Regions from separate parts of the Homo sapiens genome. Here regions 1, 2, 4 and 5 are each linked to region 3. Evidence: chromatin contacts called from ENCODE Hi-C or POLR2A ChIA-PET data. All regions are on one chromosome and are shown on one strand. Each heading gives the region's core, a stretch centred on a gene start or an enhancer-like site at or near the end of the contact. The rest is flanking DNA. Distances are from core to core; before and after follow the strand shown.

Region 1 (2,743 bases), core at 195-2,694, 1.5 Mb before region 3:
ACCTGGTACCTGATAATTGCTCATCAAGCCATCTGTTGAGACTAGGTGAGGATGGAGTTTCTCTCCTTTTTCATGAACCACAGAGGAGACTTAAAGGAGGATTTATTTGTGTTCCTTAAAGTGACCCCCACTGAGCGTGTCCCTCAAAGTGGACCTTCCTAAGCATCGGCGCTTTGCTTTGCGCTGGGTGGTGCGGCTGAGTCACTAATTAGCAGTGAGAGCCTGGGCTGTATCTCCTACCAAATAACCAGCGGAGTGGAGTGACAGGTCCTTACTTAAACATGGTTTAAGTAAGCATTCACAGTTCCTTACTTAAACATGGTGCAGTCTTCCTAAAAGATGGAGTCAGACCCCAAGAGAACAGGTCTCCAAAAATATGTGAATCCGTACTTCCCACTGGAGGGGAGAGAGAGCTGCGCTGAGGGATTATGAGAGACCCTACAACTTCTCAGGCGCCCCCTGCCCCGGGGGCCAGGAACATCTGCAGACAGCCCCGCCTCCGTCTCGCCTCAATCCCGAGCTGTTCCCTTCTCCAAAGGCCACCTTGGCAGCCACACAGTTTGGCCTAATCACCTCCTCAAACAAGAGTAGCGACACCCCAAAATGTAGACCAAGCAGAAAGAGGCGCGGGAGGCACTTGCCTTATTCCCCATGATGTTTTTGTTTTGAGACGAAGTCTTCCTCTGTCGCCCAGGCTGGAGTGCAGTGGCGCGATCTCGTCTCACTGCAACCTCCGCTTCCCGGGTTCAAGCGATCCTCCCACCTCGACCCTCCCGAGTACCTGGGACTACAGATGCGCGCCACCACTCCTCCTACTGTGTGTGTGTGTGGACACGGGTTGTCGCTATGTTGCCTACCTAGCTGGTACCCCATAACCACTCCTGGCTAGTGTGTGTGTGTGTGTGTGGACACGGGTTGTCGCTATGTTGCCTACCTAGCTGGTACCCCATAACCACTCCTGGCTAGTGTGTGTGTGTGTGTGTGTGTGTGTGTCTACACGGGTTCTCGCTATGTTGCCTACCTAGCTGGTACCCCATAATTTTTTAGCTCAACAGGAGACCTGCCTTTATACCCACCAAGTTAAGCAGCGCAGTAGCCCTCTAAGGGCCAGCCCCACGCCCAGAGGCTCCTCTGACAGCGTGGACAGATGCCCTGGGCTGCTGGCTCGACTCAGTCCTCAGCCCCCAGCCCCCGACCCCCGACCCCCGGCCCCCGACCCCCGACCCCCGGCCCCCAGCGCCCGGCGCCCCGCCTCCAGCGCTCAGCAGTTAACCAGGCAACTCGCGCGCAGACGCCAAGGCTGGGACGCAGAAGGCGTGTTTGGCCGCCCAGCCGCCCCGCCTCCCCCACTTCTCCCGCCTCTCCCGCCTCTCCCGCCTTCCGCCAATGGCCCAGCTGCGCCGGCGCCGCCGGGAGCGCTAGGCCTGGTCCCTCTTCCTAGAATAGCGTTGCGCGCATGCGCCTTGACGAGTGAGCCGGGTGAGGGGGCTCCCTAAGTAGCGGAAGGGGTAGATGAAAATGGAAGGGGCGGGCGCGCTAGGCCTAGTCCTGGCTGGGCTCCCGCTGGAGTGTGCGTTGGGGGCGGACCAGGAGCGGTGGTCTCCAGGGAGGTCGAGGCTGGGGCTCCCACCCGGATTTGGAGCAGGGTCGCCGCGGCCCAGCTGACCCGCCGGCGTTTGTACGTTGTGTGCCCACTCAGGGAGCCATGGACAACTGTTTGGCGGCCGCAGCGCTGAATGGGGTGGACCGACGTTCCCTGCAGCGTTCAGCAAGGCTGGCTCTAGAAGTGCTGGAGAGGGCCAAGAGGAGGGCGGTGGACTGGCATGCCCTGGAGCGTCCCAAAGGCTGCATGGGGGTCCTTGCCCGGGAGGCGCCCCACCTAGAGAAACAGCCGGCAGCCGGCCCGCAGCGCGTTCTCCCGGGAGAGGTGAGGGTCGCTGTGCCGGGGGCCGCCCCAGTCCTTCGCGCCGCGGTAGCCCGCTGGGAGCCAGGGGTGCGCAGCGCAGAAGCAGCTGAGGAAACCTTCCCTTAGCGGAAGCTGGAAAGGATCAGAACAATGAATGGAAAAGTCCTTTCAAAACGCTTTACATTTGACAGATTCTTGTTGGGTAGCTGTAGAATAACGGTAGTGTTCAGCCCTGGTTGGTTACTTAAAAAAAAAAAAAAAAATTAGCCGGGCGCGGTGGCTCATGCCTGCAATCCCAGCACTTTGGGAGGCCGAGGCGGGCGGATCACCTGAGGTCGGGAGTTCGAAAGCAGCCTGACCAACATGGAGAAATCCCGTCTCTACTAAAAATACAAAATTAGCCGGGCGTGGTGGCGCATGTCTGTAATCCCAGGTACTAGGGAGGCTGAGGCAGGAGAATCGCTTGAACCCGGGAGGCGGAGGTCGCGGTGAGCCGAGATCGCGCCATTGCACTCCAGCCTGGGCAACAAGAGCGAAACCTCCGTCTCAAAAAAAAAAAAAAAAAAAAAATCTTACAGCTATCATCTGATAGTAGAGGAAAGCCTGCAAGCCTGTCTCTTAGATCCTGGATAAATTGCATGTCTATCTTTTAGAGTTGGAATTCTTTCTCAATAACATCGTTCTTTCTGACATAAACTTGCAGAGCCTTTCCAAAAGTAAAAAGGAGACTATTTCCAAAATGGCTTCATTCTCCAGTAGGGAATCCTAGAGCTAACCTGTGACGTGCCATTTATTCAAATAGAGAGAAGAGAGACCCCCAACCCTTAGTGCTTCCTT
Region 2 (2,700 bases), core at 94-2,593, 1.5 Mb before region 3:
ACACCCTAGTAAAGGAGACTGAAAAATAAATACATGATCACAATACATAAAGTTATGAGGCAAGATATGCAGAGGGTGCCAGCAATGTTTTCAAAGTCAGGAGACGTGCTGCTGTCCCTGTTTCTGGTAGGAGGTAGAGATGGTTTCAAAAAGAATCTCTGAATCAAAAACATTTGCCTGCCTGTAACCTTTCCCCACTCCTACATTTAAAGATATTATAAATTAAAGCTCTTATTTTTAAAAACGCAATGTCATTCTGTTTTCCCATCATACTAATGTGAATCCCTTCTGTTCTCCCCCAATGATGAGCTAGCTCATCAAAGAGGAAGCACAGGTATGCATGGAGCTAGGGCAGGTCTGGAGAGCTGGGGCACCAGAGAACAGTATGAGGGAACTAGAAGGTCAAGAAATCGAACCAGGGAGGCCACAACCTCACCTCTCTTGCAGTTTGGTTCTTCCCTTACCCACTAAATTATCAGGAAGAGAGAAAGCAAGAAAGGCACCAAGGGACTCGTGGAGGGAGTTAGGTGAGAATATGAAGCAGGTGAGAGATGCTCCGTAGGCCCTATTGGGAGGGAAGTAGGCCAGGAGGGGCAAGTTCCCACCACAGGAAGGGAAGTGTTCAGGGGTGAGCTGAGCTGAGTCGGCCCTTGACAGGGAAGGCTCTGTCAGATGGGGGCTTCCTATCATTCTGGCTTGGGGCATGCGGGGCCTGTGAGGCTGGCGGAGGGCGCAGGTGGGCTGTCAAGAGCTTAGGGTGGAAAGTTAAAGGCTCTCGGAGGTGAAAAGGTTGTCAAGTGTAAGATGCGTGCAGCCGGGGCTGGGAAGGGAAATGTTAAGGCGGTGGGGGGCTGCTGTCCGGACTGTGGGCACTGTCGGGGCTGGGGACGACCGTGGGGCGCTGCCTGCCAGGCTGTCGGGGCTGAGGGCGAGAGTGCCGCCGGGCAGTCGGGAGGGGCGGGGCTGGTGGCGGCGGGGGTCTGCCGGAGCTGTGAGGCCAGGCGTATGGCTGTCAGGAATGGGCCAAGGAGCAGGTTGGCAGACCCAGTTTCCGCAAGGCCGGTGGTAGGGGAGGAGCTTCCGTCAGGAGCGAGGCTGGGCGGGACTCACCTTGGCGGCGTCTGACAGCTGCGCCAGCAGCAGCACGGAAAGCGCCAGGCACGACAGGCTGAGCAAGGAGCCAAGCCGAAGAAGGCCTCCCCACAGGGTCGCCATCGCTGGGGGCCCAGCGGTCCCACAGCCCGGAGCCCCCGCGACCGGCTCCCGGCTCGGGCTCAGGCTCAGGCTCAGGCTCAGGCACAGGCTTGGGACCCGGCTGGGGATCCTCCGCCCGCACTTCCGTCTGGACGCGAAGGCGTCACCGGGCGCGCCGGGTCAGATGCAAAAAGCATCCGCCCCGGAACCGGTTACCAGTGCGAAGGGCCGGGAGGCTGGGCAGTCCTGGTGCCCGCCTTGGCCTAGCCCCGGCCCCGGGACGGAAGGGGGCCTCTGGGGTGGCAGCCTGGGCCCAGTAGAGCTTTGCATCTCTTGGATATCTTTCCCGGGCGCAGAAGCTGCGGGGCTTAGGGAGTCGCCATTGCGCTGGAAAGTCCTCCCGCCCACGGAGACCCCAGCAAACTCCGAGTGTCACACAGTCGCCTCTGGCGACCCGTGCGGGCCGGAGCCGTTCGCGCACAGGCAGGGCGGGTGCTGAGCGTGGAAACGGGGCTGGAATTGGCCGAGCCATGCCTTTCCGGGATGCCCACCGCCAGTCAAAGGGTTGGGGGTGGTCTCTGCACCTTAAGTACTAACCTGCCGCCCACGCGCCTCCTGACCACAGCACCCCGTCGGCTTTCTAATTCTGTGAGCTGCCCTCGTGGGCGTGGCCTCCCTGTGGAGCTCCCCATGTGCCTCCCCTTGGTCCAGCCTGCAGCTAGGAAGTGGGTCACAGCGACGGGGCTGGGCTGGGCCAGGCCAGGCTCCGGGAGATGTGGAATTGGCGAAACAACTGCCCCAGTAGTATCCTCCGCCTAGGACTCCAAGAGGTGGCGAATTGGGGCACTACGCCCGGGTAAGGCAGTGCCTGTTCAGGGCTGCCGACCTGTCTCCCCAGGGCTGTCATTCTCAGCAAGTACTTTAGGAGTGCCTTAGATCGGCACATTCTCCCATTGAAATATTTTTGTTAGTGGAGACAAGGGAGGTAATGGCAAGGACACGGATCATCACAGCCCCTAGGGATTTGTTGAATGACCTTTGGCAAATCACTTCCCTTCTCTGGGCCTGTAGTTCTTGGCTGAATATGAGGGAATGGATTTCAAATTATGCTCCATGTAATACCCGTGTTTTTACCTCTGTAAACAGATTTTTTTGTTTTTTTTGAGACGGAGTCTCGTTCTGTCCCCCGGGCTGGAGTGCAGTGGCGCGATCTCGGCTCACTGCAACCTCCGCCTCCCGGGTTGACGCCATTCTCCTGCCTCAGCCTCCCTAGTAGGTGGGACTACAGGCGCCCGCCACCACGCCGCCCGGCTAATTTTTTTTTTCTTTTTCTTTTTCTTTTTTTTTTTTTGTATTTTTAGTACAGACAGGGTCTCACTGTGTTAGCCAGGATGGTCTCGATCTCCTGACCTTGTGATCCGCCCGCCTCGGCCTCCCAAATTGCTGGGATTATAGGCGTGAGCCACCGCGCCCGGCCCCAACAGATTTTTAAAGATGGTCTTTTCC
Region 3 (2,700 bases), core at 201-2,700:
CCTGACCTTGTGATCCACCTGCCTCGGGCTCCCAAAGTGCTGGGATTACAGGCATGAGCCACCATGCCCGGCCGATATCTTTCTTGATGAGACATAATTTGATTCCGTCCTCTCCTGTCTTTTAGAGTTTGTAAGGGGTGCTTAAGTGATAAAAGGGGATGCAGTCTAGTCTCGGGCAGGAGAAGCGGGCCCTGTATCTGGTTATCATAAATTGTCTTGATGTTTGTTCGAAAGGGAAATAAGGCTTTGAGCTTGGGATCAGTGCTCTTCAGTCCACAGAGACATCTTGGCTGCAAGAAGCAGCAACAAGTTAGGCTCAAGGTGGAATTGTGAGGTCCTGAGAAGAGCTTGCTCTTCTGGGACAGAACTGTATTTTTCTTCTAAACTGCCCATGTTCTGGGGAGTCTTCCCGCCTTTTGGCTTCAGCAGGACCCTTGGTCATTGTTACAACCTGTGTCATCTTAGTGGAGCTGCTGCTGGTTTCTGTCTGAACCCGATGCAATGGGTCTCATACCTGTAAACTGGGCTCCAGGAAGGCAGCTTTCTCTAAGTTGGAAAATGAAGACTCAAGGTGGAGGGTGTTTCCCAAAGCCGATACCACAAGATATTAATAGGTGTTTTTTTCCTATGACAGCAGTTCTAGGATGGTCAAATAAGTGCGTCGGGTTAAACAAAGTTAAGCAGCTTTCTTTACTGCAGGACTTCTCAGGTGTTGAATTTGCTAGTAGAAACTGTGCATGAATACCCATAAGGGACTACAGGATGCAGTGTTTTCCAAGCCTTCTGACCTTTCATGTTCTGCAGACTGCACTTTGAAAAATGCTTGTTTAGACTAAGGCTAGCTGGGATCCGGTTAAAGGTGCAGAATAAAATTCCCTGAACGTGTCGGACTTAAATCCTTGGGCTGGAATCCTCCCACTGCAGTCCCCACTCTACCTCCCCTTTCCCCAAAACACTAGCAGAAAAAGTCATCTGCCCCTCCTCCTTCTGGCAGAATAGTACTAAGGGCTTGGATTTTTTTCTCATACTGTAAGTTCATTTAATTGTTTAATGAATAAATATTACCCTCCCTCTAGGTTGCTTGTAGCCTGCTGGTTGCACTGTTTATGAAACAGCTGTGAGGACAGGTGGGCCGTAATCTCTGGGTAGCTAAAGCCCAGCAGCAGCCCGAGGATCATGTGTCAACCCTGTAATACTGCTCTGTGCACACAGGAATTATGATGTGAGCTCAGTAAGACACAACCTCACGATTGGACATGCGGAGGTGACTCAGGCCCAAGTCAGGGTTACAGCTAGCCTCCCGGTAAACAACTGACCCATCCTTCCTGAGCTCTTCTCCCCAGGATTTCAACAGCACCACAGAAATAGCCATTTTGCTCATGGTTATTTCCCAGGACCACAGGATTTGCCTAAGTCACTGGGAGGCTATGTGTCTGTTCTGAGCCTTCCCACTCTCCTAAAGGGCAGATGAAGATCAGAGCTTTGCACCCTGTGATGCCATTTTAATCAACCCTGCTTGGTTTTAGAGGATTGCTCCTGTGGGTCACTTGAGGCAGGCTCCACCTTCCCCAGGAGGAGTGGCAGAGTCCAGCCAGCGCTCGGAGCTGGAGGCCCACGTGGGAGCAGTGAGCGGCTGTAAGCAGGGGAGGGTTTGGGGTGGGCTCCGGTGGGTCAGTTGGGGTGTACTCCTTTTCTGTGTGTGTGGATGGGGGTGGGGGTTCTGGTAAAGCTTATCAGGCTTCGCAGTCACCTGTGATGTGGGCTTCCTTCTGGGAAGAAAGGAAGGAGTGGGATGGGGCTGTCAGCTTTTCATCCTAGCCTGCCCCTGTCCTCTGTCCGCCTCTGTGCTGAGGCAGTTCCTGCTCCCTGAGTCTCTGTCCTTTCCTGGGAAAGGTGGAAGCAGTTCATGGTCTTTCCCTTTCAGAGGAGGAGGGGATGGAGGGGATTGTATTAGCAACTGGGATTGAAGCTCCCCCTGGCAGTTATGGGGTGCCCTTGGGAGGGCTGCTTTAGGGGGGCTTTCTGAGAAGAGGCAGGTCGGGCTGTACCTGAGACCAATCCCCTTGATAAAATGCAGCCAGGCCTGAAGCACGTTCAGAACGGAAGCAGCAAAGGTGATGATATCGCTCGTTGCTACTCAGCTTTCAGGAGGAGGCTGGGCGTTAGAGGGAGGCTGTGGCTTATCTCCTGCAGCTGGGCAGGACGGCTGAGTTTACTGTTGTAAAGAGGAAGCCGCCGCTTTAGTTTCCTCTTGTGAGGGCTGTGAAGAGGGCCAGGACACTGCATTCAGGATACCACAGCCATTTTGTTTTGGATAACTGGGATTACCTGGGGACTTCAGGGCTCTTGGAAATTTTCCACTCATATTTCATATTCACGAGAGAATTTCCAGCCCAGGCTTTTCCTGCTCTGGCTCACTGCTGCTCACAGATATGCAAAACAGAGACCTCCTACTCCAGCCGGCAGACAGGACCCAGCCAGCTGCACGCACGCACTGACTCAGCTGAGCCTCCTGGGTGGCAGGCAGCACCTCACCCGGGTGCATCACTTGAGTGGCATCTTCAGGACCAGTCATGGAGCCAGGCTCAGGTCTGTGTCGGGGCTTCTGCAAGGGGAGTCTGGCAAGAGTAGGAACCAGCTTCCTTCGTATAACGAGGGGATTTCAGTGGCACTGGGCTTCCTTTCTGGAGGGACTGTGGC
Region 4 (2,700 bases), core at 28-2,527, 1.1 Mb before region 3:
TTATTTGAAAATACATTAACATTTTCTACTACATACTCTTAGAAGTTCTCCTAGCCATCACTGGTGGTGGAACACACCTATGTGAGCTACAGACAAACTTGTTAGGATCACTTTAAGTTTATGAGCTTTAAAATCATTTAAAGAACGATTCCAGGCCAACACGGAATCAAAGTATTTAGTTTCTACGTACAGTTTTTTCCTTAAAACAATATTTAAAGCCGTGAGATTCTGCAATTATAGAGGCAGTAGGAATAAAGAGAAAACAAAAACCAAAAATAAAGCCGTGAGAAATGTCAGGATGATGTAGTGGGGAAATAAACTTTAGAATGAGTGACCTTAGCTGTAACTAAGTAATTGCTAATATTTATTTAGCCCCCACTTCATATCCAAGCATTGCTCTAAATCTTTTACGTGAATTATTTCGTTTAACCCACGCACCACCTATTAAGTAGATATTATTATTATCCCCATTTCACAGTTCAGACACTGAGCTTTTTTTGAAAGTTACCAAGTCCAAGGTTCCAAGTAAACAGTAGGGCAGGGACTCAAGCCCAGGTGTACTGCCACCTGGAAGTATTAAGTCCTCGCTCCTAACTACTACTTCACTGATCTGGCTTTATGACTTTATAAGTCATATACCCACACTGGGCCTCAGTTTCTTCATCTGTAAAAACAACGCAGCGAATGCCACAGTACAGCTCCTTCCAGCTCTGCCTAGCGTCGTTATCATCAACCTTACAATCTACCTGAGCGTCAACAAGCCAGTGTCATCCCTTCTTTTAAATGAATTCTACTCAAACAGCATTTACAACGCACCTACTCGGCGTCCGGCCTTGTGCTGCGCGAGCGCCCAAGCCCAACTCCCCCACGGTCTCTGCTCCCGCCGCGGCGCCAGCAGGCCCCCCTCTTTCCCCGCGACTCTCCGAGAATAGCGGGGGTCCTTTTCCCCACCCGACACACAGAAGCCTCGGGCCACCCCCAGCTCTGCTCCCCGGGCCCACTCACCCTTCTGGTGGTCTCTGCTGCCAGGCGCCGCGAGACCCCGCGTCCCCGCTGCCCCGTCCCCCACGGGGGTCGTGTGGTGAGCGCCCAACTGCGATCGTTCGGCGACTCTGCCTTTCGCCATGGCTGCTGCAAGGTGAAGGGAGCGGTGCGGTGCCGCGCCCCCTAAACAACAAAACTCTGTTGCAGGCTCCTTACTACGCCGAAGCGCCACGGCTAGAGCCACTTCCGGCGCGACCTCCTCACCCGAGACGACCTCAGCCCAGCGAGTACTGCAACCTCCTGCAAACACCCGCAGCGCCCACCACAGGCTAAACCCCGCCCCGTGCCGCCCCCGAGCCTCGCGTGCTCGCGCCGGCCCAGTAACCGCGAGACAAGTCAGGGTCCTGGACCGCCCCCTTCAGTGCCCCGCCCCGGCCCGCCCGCGGGAAAGAGGTGGCCGCCGGGCGCTGGGGCGAGAGCATGCGCAGTCGCGGCACTCGAGTCACCCGGCTGCGACTCGCTGGCCCTGGCGTCTAAAGCGTAGCCTTAATTACCCGGAAGTGCGGTCCCAGGGACTTCAAACCTTTTGTCCAGGCCGCCGGAGGTGCCTGTGATTAGTCGGCATTTCGCGGCTGAGGCTGATTCAGCCCATTACATCAATTCCGCAGCTGCTGTCTTCAATTTGGAGGCGCCAGAGAGTGCTTGATCTAAAAGATGGTGGGAAATACAAAGGTTGAGCAAAACCTACCTGAATTTCAGGAAACTAAGGCTCAGAGAGGGCTACGTACAACCTGTGAAGATCACAGGATGGCAAAAATGGGCTTAGAATCCAGGTTGTCCTGTTCCCAAAGCTAACGGTTTTGCATTAGCTGCTGCCCCTTACTACTAAACCCAAGTCAGCTCTACATTTAGCTTATCCCTAAGCTAAGCGGAAACATGCCTTTTCCACAGGTAACTTTTTCTGCTTCTACCCCTCAGAGCACATTCAGCTTACTCACCGTGGTTACCTCTTGAAAGCAACTTAGAGGCCGGTCGCGGTGGCTCAAGCCTGTAATCCCAACACTTTGGGAGGCCAAGGCGGGCGGATCATTTGAGACCAGGAGTGTGAGGCCAGACTGGCCAAAATGGTGAGATGAGACCCCGTCTCTGCTAAAAATACAAAAATGAGCTGGACATGATGGCTTGTAATCCCAGCTACTCGAGAGTGTGAGTCAGGAGAATCGCTTGAACCCCGGAGGCTGAGGTTGCGGTGAGAAATTGCACCGCTGCACTCCAGCATAGACCACAAAGCAAGACTCCGTCCCAAAAAAAAAAAAAAAAAATCCTGATTGTTTCTATTCAGTAATTACATTTGTAGGAAATTATTCCATGAAAATAAACATAAATAATTCCTCTGTATTAGTATAACAGTGAAAAACTAAAAGCAATATAAAAATCCAACACTAAATAAAAATGGTTAAGTAAATTATGGGAAACCCATTCAATTGAACTGTTTTATGTACACATCCTTTGCCTACTTCTGGCTCCCATTTTATTTCCTTCATAGTCATTAAAAGCAATTAATTCTGTGAACTATTTGTTTACTTGTTTATTGTCTGCCTCCACCTTTAGAATATAAGCTTTAAGGCAGGGGCTTTGTCTTTTTGTTTTTTGTTTTTTTAAGTGATGGGAATCTCACTATATTGTCCAGGCTGGATCTGAACTTCTGGACTCAAG
Region 5 (2,790 bases), core at 143-2,642, 1.7 Mb after region 3:
TGTAAATACAGGGTAGCGAGCTATACCAAAGGGTGGTCTATGGGAAATCTGCAGTGGAAAGATTTTATTCTCAGGACCCTTTCTGCAGGGGACAGCTGTCAAAATCTGAGGAATATATAGGGGGAGATGTTTTTTAAGTTCAAATCTACAAGACTTAAGTCCAGGGGAAGTTTCATGTCCCCTTCCAGCCAAGGAGAACATGCTCATGTTTACTTGCAGCTGCCTGTTGCTCCTCTCTAGCTTTAAGAGAATGAGCTCTTGCATTTACTCTTTGCCCCTGGCATTCCCAATGTGTCTTTTTAAATTGTGGTAAAATATGTTTAACAAATTTGTCATCTCAACCATTTCTAGGTGTACAATTAATTCAGCGGCATTAATTACATTCTGGATGACGTACAACCATCACCGCTTCCTGTTTCCAAGATTTTTCCTCACTCCAAATAGAAACTTTGTGACCATTATGCAAAAACTCCCTGTTCCCTTCTTCCCTCAGCCCCTGCTACCCTCTCATCTTTTTGTTTGTGTAAATTTGTTTGTAATATTTCATGTAAGTGGAATCATATTGTCTTTGTCTTTTTGTGTTTGGTTTATTTCACTTAGCATAATATTTTTGAGGTTTGTCCACATGGTAGCATGTGTTGGAATTTCATTCTTTTCTTTTTCAATCTTAAAAATATATTTAACCAAATATATCCAAATTATTATTATTTCAGCATGTAATCACTGTGAAATTATTTAAAGCTATTTTACATTTTTTCGTACTGAGTTTTTGAAATCTGGTGTGTGTTTTATAGAGCATCTCAATTCAGATGCTAAATTTTAGTCAGAAATACTTAATCTGTATTTAAATTTTATAAAACTTACAGTTGAAAAAAGTAGATTTACATATCCAAGTTATTCCAGTCATAATTAAAACTTTTCCAGTAACTGAATTGAGTTTGAGGTTTTTTTCAAGCAAAATGTGGTAAAATATACATAACATAAAATTTTAACCATTTTAAAATGTATAATTTGGTATCATGAAGTACATTTACATTGTGGTACACCCATTACTATCATTCATCTCCAGAAGGTTTTCCATCTTGCAAAAATGAAACTCTGTACCCATAATCAGTCACTCCCCTCTCCTCCCCACCCCCACCCCCAGCCCCTGCCTACCACCATTCTACTTTCTGTCTCTAGAGTTTAACTATTAGGTACCTCGTTTAAGTGGAATTATACAGTATTTGTGGCTGGCTTATTCACTTGGCCTGATGTCCTCAAGGTTCATCTGTGACATATGCCAGAATTTCCTTCTTTTTAGGACTGAATAATATTCTATCCTATGTATGTACTGCATATGTTTATCCATTCATCCAGTGAGGAACCCTTGTTTTTTTTTTTCTGCTTTTTGGCTAAGATGAATAATGTGGTGATGAACACTGACGTGCAAGTATCAGTTTGAGTCTTTGTTTTCAGTTATTTTAGGTATATACCAGGAGTGGAATTGCTGAGTCATATGCTAATTCAACTTTTTGAGGAACCACCAAACTGTTTCCATTTACCCTTATATTTTAAATTGCCATCCCTGAGTTAAACTTTTCGCAATTATTAATTCATTCAAAAAATCATTTTCAGCCAGGCATGGTGGCTCACTCCTGTACTCCCAGTGCTTTGGGAGGCCAAGGTGAGTAGATTGCTTTAGCTCAGGAGATTGAGACCAGCCTGGACAACATGGCAAAATGCCATTTCTACAAAAAAATACAAAAAAGTAGTCTGGTGTGGTGGAATGCACCTGTAGTCCCAGCTACTTGGGAGGCTGAGATGGGAGGATCGCTTGAGCCTGGGAGATCAAGGCTGTAGCAAGATGAGATGACACATCTGCATTCCAGCCTGGGCAACAGAGTAAGACTCTGCTTAAAAAAAAAAAATCATTTTAAGTGCCTGCTACATGCCAGGTGCTAGGGACATAGCAGTAAAGAAAACAGACAAACCGAGCACGATGGCTCACGTCTGTAATCCCAGCACTTTGGGAAGCTGAGGCATGCAAATCACCTGAGGTCAGAAGTTCGAGACCAGCCTGGCCAACATGGTGAAACCCTGTCTCTACTAAAAATACAAAAATTAGCCAGGCGTGGTGGTGGGTGCCTGTAATCCCAGCTACTCAGGAGGCTAAGGCAGGAAAACTGCTTGAACCCAGGAGGTGGAGGTTGCAGTGAGCCGAGATTGCGCCACTCCACTCCAGCCCGGGCAACAGAGCAAGACTCTGGGTCGAAAACAAAAAAAAGAAAACAGACAAAATCCTTGTCCTCTTGGAGTTTATGTTCTTATCAGTGAGAGAGAGAGAGAAAGAGAGAGACAATAAACAAATGTGTGGGGAGTCTGTGTGTGTGTGTGTGTGTATGTCAGGTGTGTGTATATCCTAGGTAGAAGATACAGCAGGGCAGGGAGAGGAGAGTAGGTTGCTGTTTGATATAGGATGTCCTGGGAAGGCTTCTAGAAGATGGTGACATTTGAGCAGAGACCTAAAGGAGCAAGGTGATGAGTGTGCAGTTCTTAGAGGGGAGTGAATGCTAGGCAAAGGAGCAGCAGGTACAGAGGTGCTGACGCAAGTGTGCTCAGGATGTTGTGGAAACAGCAAGGAGACCTATGTAGCTGGAAGGAGGCAGGCTGGGGGTGGTAAGAGATGGGCCAGAGAGAGAGTGGGGTTGGGCCTTGGAACCCTTGAAAGGACTTGGGCTTTTACTCTGCATGAGATGCAAAGCCACAGGAGGCTTTGAGTGGAAAGTGACATGACTTCCTCAGGTAAGG

The links. Hi-C counts contacts between places; a loop is a spot of excess contacts on that map. ChIA-PET counts read pairs that join two places held with the same protein, here RNA polymerase II (POLR2A). Pooled maps may share reads with other maps.
Region 1: a loop to region 3 is called in a pooled map, with 4 times the contacts of the local background. The contact joins the promoter of AKIP1 here to the promoter of AMPD3 in region 3. A Hi-C loop is called at or near these places in 1 of 37 single-sample maps with no recorded cell type and 6 of 50 pooled maps. POLR2A ChIA-PET finds 5 or more read pairs at or near these places in 1 of 52 experiments (endothelial cell of umbilical vein).
Region 2: a loop to region 3 is called in a map of naive thymus-derived CD4-positive, alpha-beta T cell, with 6 times the contacts of the local background. The contact joins the promoter of TMEM9B here to the promoter of AMPD3 in region 3. A Hi-C loop is called at or near these places in 1 of 168 maps with a recorded cell type or tissue (naive thymus-derived CD4-positive, alpha-beta T cell), 2 of 37 single-sample maps with no recorded cell type and 7 of 50 pooled maps. POLR2A ChIA-PET finds 5 or more read pairs at or near these places in 3 of 52 experiments (AG04450, activated CD4-positive, alpha-beta T cell and activated T-cell).
Region 4: a loop to region 3 is called in a pooled map, with 25 times the contacts of the local background. The contact joins the promoter of TMEM41B here to the promoter of AMPD3 in region 3. A Hi-C loop is called at or near these places in 1 of 37 single-sample maps with no recorded cell type and 7 of 50 pooled maps. POLR2A ChIA-PET finds 5 or more read pairs at or near these places in 1 of 52 experiments (OCI-LY7).
Region 5: a loop to region 3 is called in a pooled map, with 6 times the contacts of the local background. The contact joins the enhancer-like site here to the promoter of AMPD3 in region 3. A Hi-C loop is called at or near these places in 1 of 37 single-sample maps with no recorded cell type and 2 of 50 pooled maps. POLR2A ChIA-PET finds 5 or more read pairs at or near these places in 1 of 52 experiments (activated T-cell).

Annotation. Positions count from the first base shown.
Region 1 is chr11:8,909,745-8,912,487 of GRCh38, forward strand. It overlaps AKIP1 (A-kinase interacting protein 1), which reads left to right and starts at 1,445. Exons shown (of 6, transcript NM_020642.4): 1 at 1,445-1,479; 2 at 1,700-1,927; 3 at 2,709-2,743. The coding sequence starts at 1,706. It also overlaps a transcript of DENND2B not described here. RefSeq lists a silencer at 1,210-1,489 and enhancers at 1,580-1,649, 1,660-1,749.
Region 2 is chr11:8,963,099-8,965,798 of GRCh38, forward strand. TMEM9B (TMEM9 domain family member B) reads right to left here and starts at 1,344. Exons shown (of 5, transcript NM_020644.3): 1 at 1,111-1,344. The coding sequence starts at 1,215. It overlaps TMEM9B-AS1 (TMEM9B antisense RNA 1), which reads left to right and starts at 1,577. Exons shown (of 5, transcript NR_073431.1): 1 at 1,577-2,050. RefSeq lists silencers at 808-997, 1,038-1,537.
Region 3 is chr11:10,453,814-10,456,513 of GRCh38, forward strand. AMPD3 (adenosine monophosphate deaminase 3) reads left to right here and starts at 1,451. Exons shown (of 15, transcript NM_001025389.2): 1 at 1,451-1,635. RefSeq lists an enhancer at 2,326-2,375.
Region 4 is chr11:9,313,316-9,316,015 of GRCh38, forward strand. It overlaps TMEM41B (transmembrane protein 41B), which reads right to left and starts at 1,278. Exons shown (of 7, transcript NM_015012.4): 1 at 1,006-1,278. The coding sequence starts at 1,126. RefSeq lists enhancers at 469-986, 987-1,502 and a silencer at 1,268-1,617.
Region 5 is chr11:12,173,224-12,176,013 of GRCh38, forward strand. The region is part of intron 3 of MICAL2 (microtubule associated monooxygenase, calponin and LIM domain containing 2); the gene reads left to right. Among named protein-coding and RNA genes, the nearest start is that of MIR6124, 11 kb to the left of the region's middle. RefSeq lists an enhancer at 1,369-1,418. Within about 2 kb of position 1,393, at least 6 of the 41 ENCODE cell types and tissues checked have a DNase peak (open chromatin) inside an H3K27ac peak, as active enhancers do.